2 separate regions of the Homo sapiens genome follow, and region 2 is linked to region 1. A link is a contact called in ENCODE Hi-C or POLR2A ChIA-PET data. All regions are on one chromosome and are shown on one strand. The core of a region is the stretch at or near the end of the contact, and the rest is flanking DNA. Distances in the headings are between cores, read along the strand shown.

The links. Hi-C counts contacts between places; a loop is a spot of excess contacts on that map. ChIA-PET counts read pairs that join two places held with the same protein, here RNA polymerase II (POLR2A). Pooled maps may share reads with other maps.
Region 2: a map of B cell shows a loop between it and region 1 (21-fold over the local background). The contact joins the enhancer-like site here to the promoter of LINC01844 in region 1. A Hi-C loop is called at or near these places in 60 of 168 maps with a recorded cell type or tissue (B cell, CD4-positive, alpha-beta T cell, CD4-positive, alpha-beta memory T cell and 40 more), 37 of 37 single-sample maps with no recorded cell type and 37 of 50 pooled maps. POLR2A ChIA-PET finds 5 or more read pairs at or near these places in 13 of 52 experiments (B cell, CD4-positive, alpha-beta T cell, CD8-positive, alpha-beta T cell and 10 more).

What each region holds. Positions count from the first base shown.
Region 1 is chr5:142,743,837-142,747,480 of GRCh38, forward strand. LINC01844 (long intergenic non-protein coding RNA 1844) reads left to right here and starts at 1,764. Exons shown (of 4, transcript NR_110558.1): 1 at 1,764-1,882.
Region 2 is chr5:142,879,745-142,883,388 of GRCh38, forward strand. All of the region lies in intron 4 of ARHGAP26 (Rho GTPase activating protein 26), which reads left to right. Among named protein-coding and RNA genes, the nearest start is that of ARHGAP26-AS1, 13 kb to the left of the region's middle. Within about 2 kb of position 1,600, at least 5 of the 41 ENCODE cell types and tissues checked have a DNase peak (open chromatin) inside an H3K27ac peak, as active enhancers do; they include dorsolateral prefrontal cortex, where a contact is called at or near this core.

The DNA.
Region 1 (3,644 bases), core at 514-3,013:
TCCACTGGAAGTATGAAATGGTGGTCCCTCTTCCTGCCAAACTCCCCATCAGCTTTGTTTTGGACATTGGCAAAAAGAAATCCTGTTTCCTGTCTTTTGTTTCCTGGCTGTAGCCTCTGGTTCCACCCCCTTCTCGGTCTCACAGTGTCTATTTCCGCCTCAGGCCCCAGAGTTTCTAACAAACCCGTAGATCAGTTTTCTCTTCCATAGTTACTAGTTACACAGAATTATCAAAGAGGAAAATAACTTTTCTTCATCCCAGGGTTTTTTTTCTCCTTGGATCACTTTGTTTAGTTTTTTTCTTAGGTTAAGTTCCCAGGCTCTCCTCTGCAAAGGCAGGAAGAAATTAGCAGGTGTTGGGGGCCCAGTTCTCCCCGGGAACATACTGGAGCCCTACTGGTGTCAGACCAGAAATGATGTAATCAAGTCACTGGCAACAGAATGAAGACAAGGAAAACTCCAGGGTTTATATCTTGGGTGTGGAGATTGAGATATAATATATGGCCAGGAGGGGGAATAAGGCGGGCCTCCTTGCAAAGAACAGTTTTTGAGTTTGCATAATTTTTCCCACTTCTAGGCTGGTTGACCTTAAGCAAGTTACTTGACCACTTTAAGGTTTGGTTTTTTGATCTGTAAAAAAGGAAATCACAGTACCTACCGATGATGTATCTATCCACTTGACTGGGCTAAGGCATGCCCAAATAGCTGGCAGCACATTATTTCTGGGTGTGTCTGTTAGGATATTTCTGGAAGAGATCAGCATTTACATCAGTAGACTGAGGAAAGAAGATTCACCCTCATCAATGTGGGCAGGCATCGTCCAATCTGAATAGAACGACAGGGCAGAGGAAGGGTGAATTTGTTCTCTGCTGAAACTGGGACATCCATCTTCTCCTGCCCTTGGACATTAATGCTTTTGATTCTCAGGCTTTTGGACTCTGACACTGACACCAGCAAGCATCTTCACCCTCCAGCTTCTCTGGCCTTGGGCCTCATACTCTGAGTTACACTATGAGCTCCTGCTCCCATTTCTCAGGCCTTTAAACTCAGACTGAATTATAGCACCAGCTTTCCTGGTTCTCCAGCTTGCAGACATCATACTGTAGAACTTCTCATCCTCCGTAACTGCATGAGCCAATTCTATAATAAATCTCCTAATGTATCTCTATATATATCCTATTGGGTCTGTTTCTCTGGAGAACTCTAATAATATACTACCTAATCAAATTGTTGCGAGGATTAAATAAAATGATATATGTCATAGTGCCAAATAACAAGCCCTCAACAAATGGCCATTATCTTTATTACTAGTGGGATTTAGATCATGTGCTTCTTACTAAAATAATAAATAATATTTATTGTTTGTTTCAGCTATGAAAAGAAAACATTTGGAAGATCACTGATTCCTTCATGGAGAGGCTGGCTTGGGAATAGATGACGTGTCAAAGATTGACATCAACCTTGAGTGCTTATTTGTGGACTTGAGATACAGATAAAAAAAAAAAAAAAAAAACCTCCCTAGAGTGAGGGCTACTTGGGATACATGCTATATCCCAAGGAGTTCTCAGTTTGAGGTCAGCCCCAGCTCTACAACTCACCAGGAGAGTGCGCGAGGATGAGGGAGAGACAGCCTGCTCTGGTTCTCTTCAAGGTGACAATGACACCTGTTGACAGATGAGAATTCCAGCCAGGAATACAGATTTAGGAATCATGTTTCTCACTCTCATGATGACATAGAAGAGATGCGTCTGAATCTTTCTGCCAGTGTGTTAAAGTTATTCTGATATTGACTGTAGTTCTGAGCTTTGTCTCTATCCCACCAAACCACTAACTTCTGGAAATTACTTGTAGACCAAGATGGGAGGACTCCGTGTGTGGCTCCGTGAGTATGTCTGTTACACATATCAACTGCATTTATATATATTCTATATCTTGTTAGGAAAGGCTAGGCTATGCTGCAGAAACGAATAGCCCTAAAATCTCAGTGGCTTAAATGACATAAAGTTATTTTGCTTACGCTGCATGTCCAGATCAATACGAGCTGCCCCTGGCAAAGAGAAGGGGGACACAGAAAGTTGTATTCTGATACTTATAAACTACTGCCCATATTCCAATAGCTCAAACAGATCCTTAGCCACACCTAACATTAGGAAAGAGTTCTCTCGTCAGTGTTAGAATTTTTCTAATTCAAATGGATCTACCTGTGGTCAGTGGGATCTAACTGACATCTTGAACCTTTGAAATTATCTGGCTTGAAGCTGTCGAGTACTGACCAGTGATCTAGTGAAAACAAGACAGGATGGGGATTTTAAAATGCCTGCTAAGAATCTCTTTTAAGAAAAGAGTGATATTTCATCTGCTCACTATGTTCAAAATTAAACCTGTTTCATGCTTTATATTTAAGTCTTAAAATAGATACAGAAAGTTTGGACAATAGAACAGTCAAGATGCAATAGCAATGCTGATTTTTAAAATAAATGGTTAAAATAATCTTTGTAAGAATAATAGAATTACAGTGTTTTGAATTTTTCCAAGGCAGAGATCAGGACAGATGTTTCATTTGTATGCCTGTATCACTTCATTGCCTTAGTTCAGATTAATTTTGCTTATAATTTGGAAGTTGATAAACTAATCCACTTAGTTGAAGGTTGACTTCAGATCACAACTGCCAGTTAAAACACCATGAACACACTGGACTTTTCAACTGTTTTGAATGAAATGTGCAAGTGAAGCCAGCAGAAATATCACTGTAAGTCACTATTTACTGACTGCCTCGCATGTGCCTGACACTGGTTTAAGCACATTAAACACATTATCATTTACCATCTTCCCAGCAAGAGACAAGGCTGCTAAGGCTTTGAGAGCTACCATGTTCTGTTCAAGGTCACGTGGCTGATACATGTCAAAGCCAAAGCCTAATCTCAGGTTTATCTGAATCCAAAGGTCAAATTGGATTAATTCACTGCTATTGAACTGAATAGCAGTGACTTAATGAGACTGACTCCACTGAGGGAACCTCACAGATTTGGAGGAAGATTTTGACTGTATATGTGCTTATTTGACTGTTTTCCATTCGAGGAACTGAGACACGAAAAGAGTTCACTCAAGGATAAGTTGTGAGTCTTATGTCAACCAGAAATTATCTCTAGTTATTATTTCTGAAAGTGATAAAATAACATTATGTTCCAAGTCCTTGATGGAGAGCTTGATCCCTGGATTTGAGCTCTTTGAGAGCTTACTGGCCCTGGGAAAAGTATAACTGGTACTTGAGCCTTTTAGCTTATACTTCTCAGTCAGATTTTTTGAAACTTCTGTTCCTCATAAACTCAAGCCAAAGCATGACTATGCATAGAACATGCAACAGCTCTTCAGGAAGGGAAATTGCTGCCCAGGATTCCAAATTTGAAATCATGCAATGCTATTTAAAGGCTTGGCCAAACTTCAAAGTTGGTTGAATTCACTAGGGGTAACCTGGAATTTCTGTTTCCCAGAAAGGGATTTCTTGACATTTTCTCCTAACCTTGTGATGGTCCCTTATTCTGAGGACCCTATAGGATATTCACTGATTCTATAAGCATTTTTTGAGAACCTCCTCTGTGCTAGGCATGTGCTGGTAATATTGTGGTAGACAGAACATAGTGTTT
Region 2 (3,644 bases), core at 350-2,849, 140 kb after region 1:
AATAGATAGCTGTGTGCTTAGACAATTGTCTTTATTGAACAATACATTTGTTTTCGTGGAATTGTATTTTGTGGAGGTCCAGGACTTGCAGCCTAAGCAGGGGTTACAAATTTGTGCCCTGTGGGTACAGGGACTTTCTTTAAAAGGAGGCAGCTGGTACTTAGGTTTAGCTGATTTTTGTTGGGTCTGGAAATGGGCCCTCTCTTGCTGATTCTTTAAATGTTTCAAGACAAACTGAAAAGCCAGTTTTATGTGAAATTTCTTGTTGGCAAATAATTTTAAAATATATATTACCCATTGTGCAGGTCAAAAAATGACATCTGCAGGCCTGCTTCAACCTGGAGATCACCGTTTGTTATCACTGACCTGGAGGGACTGTAGCCTAAGCTTGACTAATTCTAATGTGTTCTTGAGAGACTGCAAAGGGAATCCTGTTCCTTTTTAAAAGGTGGATTCTCCAGGGCTCCTTTGCCCTGTAATAAATCACTAGGAGGGCTGGGCGCAGTGGCTCATGCCTGTAATCCCAGCACTTTGGGAGGCCTAGGTGGGCAGATCACGAGGTCAGGAGTTCGAGACCAGGCTGGCCAATATGGCGAAACCCCGTCTCTACTAAAATAGAAAAATTAGCTGGGCATGGTGGTGGGTGCCTGTAGTTCCCAGCTACTCGGGAGGCTGAGGCAGGAGAATCGCTTGAACCCAGGAGGTGGAGGTTGCAGTGAGCCGAGATCGCGCCACTGACTGCAGCCTGGGCAACAGAGCAAGACTCCATGTCCAAAAAAAAAAAAATCACTAGGAAACTCTAGCTGGTTTGACCTTCGGTAGAGTGTTAGAGGCTACCTGCAGAGAAGATGTTTTCATTGGAATCAATGAAAGCAAAAAGATTTCCAACGTTTTCTTCCTGTTTTTCTGGAACTGTGAGTCAATTCAGCTGCGGTCTCTTACGCCACCTGCAGGGGCTTTTGGGCAACACCACCCTCTTACTTTGTGTGGATTTTGCTTAGTTGCAAAATGAGGTATTCCTCACCCCTACAACACACACACCCCTGAGTGCATCTGCTTTCTGGAAATAGATATGATTAGGGCCTGCAAAAGATGATGTTTAGTCAGGGTCTTTCAGAGGGATGGTTGATTACAGTTTGAAAGAGGGACTGTGGCAAAGACTTTCTCCCAGTTTTAGAGTATTTTCTACTAATTTTAGTTTACACATTTATGAGGAAGTGGGAGCTCACTGGTGCTGTATCAGAGATTAAGGAATGTATAATTTACACAAAGTCTTATTCCACTAAGAATTCATACAGACTGTGAACCAGTCCAGTGATGGCAGTTAATAAGCCGTGAGCGAATGCTCCCTCAGTTCCTGGCAGTGCAGGCCCTGCCCGCAGGGCTCCTCTTGGTGGCCTTGGGGCCTGTGCCTCCCCACTCTTGAACATGCTTGGCAGTGGCTTCCGGGGGTTATGCAGAGCTTGGAGACTGAGGCAGAGCAGAGCTGTTTGTTGAGTCATCTTTTCAGTAGTTACTTCTCCTTCTGAGCACAGATGCCTCTCTCTCTGGCCTCTTCTCTCACTGGCTTGAGGGTTACCATGGTTACCAAGGAGGTGAGGCAAGAGTCTGAGTGAGCTCCCTTTGGGCTTGATACCAGTGATCTTAATGATAGGAGGAGCTACTGTCCCCCGGGGCGGCGGCTGGGGGGTGGTATAGATGGTGACATACTAGAATAAAAGAATTTAAGTAGTCACTCACCAAAGCATGTTTCCCCTCATGCATATTCTATTCTCCTATTCATTAAACCATGAATAATTATTGATTATTAAATAACTTTTGGATGATCACTAAAGAAGAATTGTGATGACATTTGGGTGATGTCTCATCCTTCCCCATTTGTCATTTTTTCCTCCTGGCATGTCCTCCTTTGCATCACTCCACACACACATACATTTATATCATAACATTATGTAAATTTAAGAGACAACAAACAAGCAAACAACAGATCCACTTCTAGGCGACCCAGGGAGCAGTCTCAAGAACATCTCAGAGCCAGCAAGTGCTCTTCAGCTGGTTTGGGTATTGGCCAAGTGGAGGTTCTGAACTCTGTCTGTGCCATGCTAAAATTACTTTTTCCTCCTCCTCCACTCTCTGGTGCTGCTTCGGTTGCCATAACAGCCTGTTGGAGAGTGCACCATGTGAAGGCTGCCAGGGAGGAAGATTCTTGGGCATTCTTATGCTAATGTGCTACTCTGGAGTAGGGCACGACCCCTGGTGCTTGACATAACCATGGCCCTAAGTTTCTATTTCCAAGTTTGAGGAAATTATTTTTTCCTGTATTAGAGGTACATTTGGAATGCTGGACTCTAGAATAAGTATAACAGACATAAGAGAGTAGCGTAGAGAGTGGGTCTACAGCTAGACTGTCTGAATCCAAATCTCACTTCTGCCATTTGCATGTAGACTTGGGGAGGTTACTAAACCTCTTCATGCCTGTTTCCTGATCTCTAAAATGGGGGTAATAATAAAACTTGCCTCGTAGAGTTATTATGAAGAAGAAGTGAGTGAACTCCTATCAAATGCTTAAAACGGTGTCTGTCGTATAGCTACCTGAACATGAGAACAAGGTTGGTCATGTAGTCATTCAATGTTAGTGATTATATTAGATACACACAGTTCATTTGTTTAAAAAATATGTGAGAGCCTGCTCTGTGCCAGCACTGTTCTGTGCCCTGATATTTGGTGGAGAACAAGGCAGGCGTGGTTGCTGTGCTCATGAAGTAGCTGGGGTGAAAGACATCAGACAAAAAGATACAAATAAATGTCTAATTTCCAATTGTAGTAGGTTCTTGGGACGGTTACCTTCATGGCACACAGGACATGGAAAGCAGGTGTGTTCTTGATAAGAAGGAGGCAGGTTTAGGTGATGAGCTCACCACTGTCACCACCATTGCTGACATTTATTGAGCACTTTCCATGTGGTAGGCACCCTGCCAAGCACTGTATGTGGTTTATTTCATTTAACCCTAGAAATCCTTTGAGGAGGGGGTGTTCTTATTTTTATTTTGTTATATGGTCCTTGAGCTGAAAGAAGAAACCCGAGCAATTATCTAATCATCCTCAATTTATAGTTGAGGAAATTGAGTCCTGGAGAGGGATGGTGATTTGTTTCTAGCCAGTCCATATTGAGTTGGGAATAAATTTTAGGATTCTAACTCAATCCTTGACTTAACTACCCCACAGTAGACTCTCTGGAAGGTGAAAACCATCTTGTGTCCTGAGTAATGGACACACTCTCCCATCTTAAGAACATTATCTAAGCTGTAGTACTTTTTTGCTGCAGAGGTCTTATTGCTGTTTTCTCAGGACAGAAACGGCTTCCCTTTCTCCTTATTTTTTTCTCTAACTTTGGGTGTCCTCTTAAACATGGAATGTGGAGGCACAAGTTGCCAGAATGTCCCAGAATGCCAGTGACTCATGTTCCCTGGCCTTTTCTCACCTCTGGCCAGCTGGACTGTCTGGGACCAGGATTCTCCTTTTGGAGTTGCTGATAAGGCTGGTGGGAGCGGATACATGTGAGCAGCATTTGGAGTTGGAGCCCCAGTTCAAAGTTGCTGGTTTCACTAATGGAAAAGAATTGCTTGAGTCAAGTCTCTTGCCTG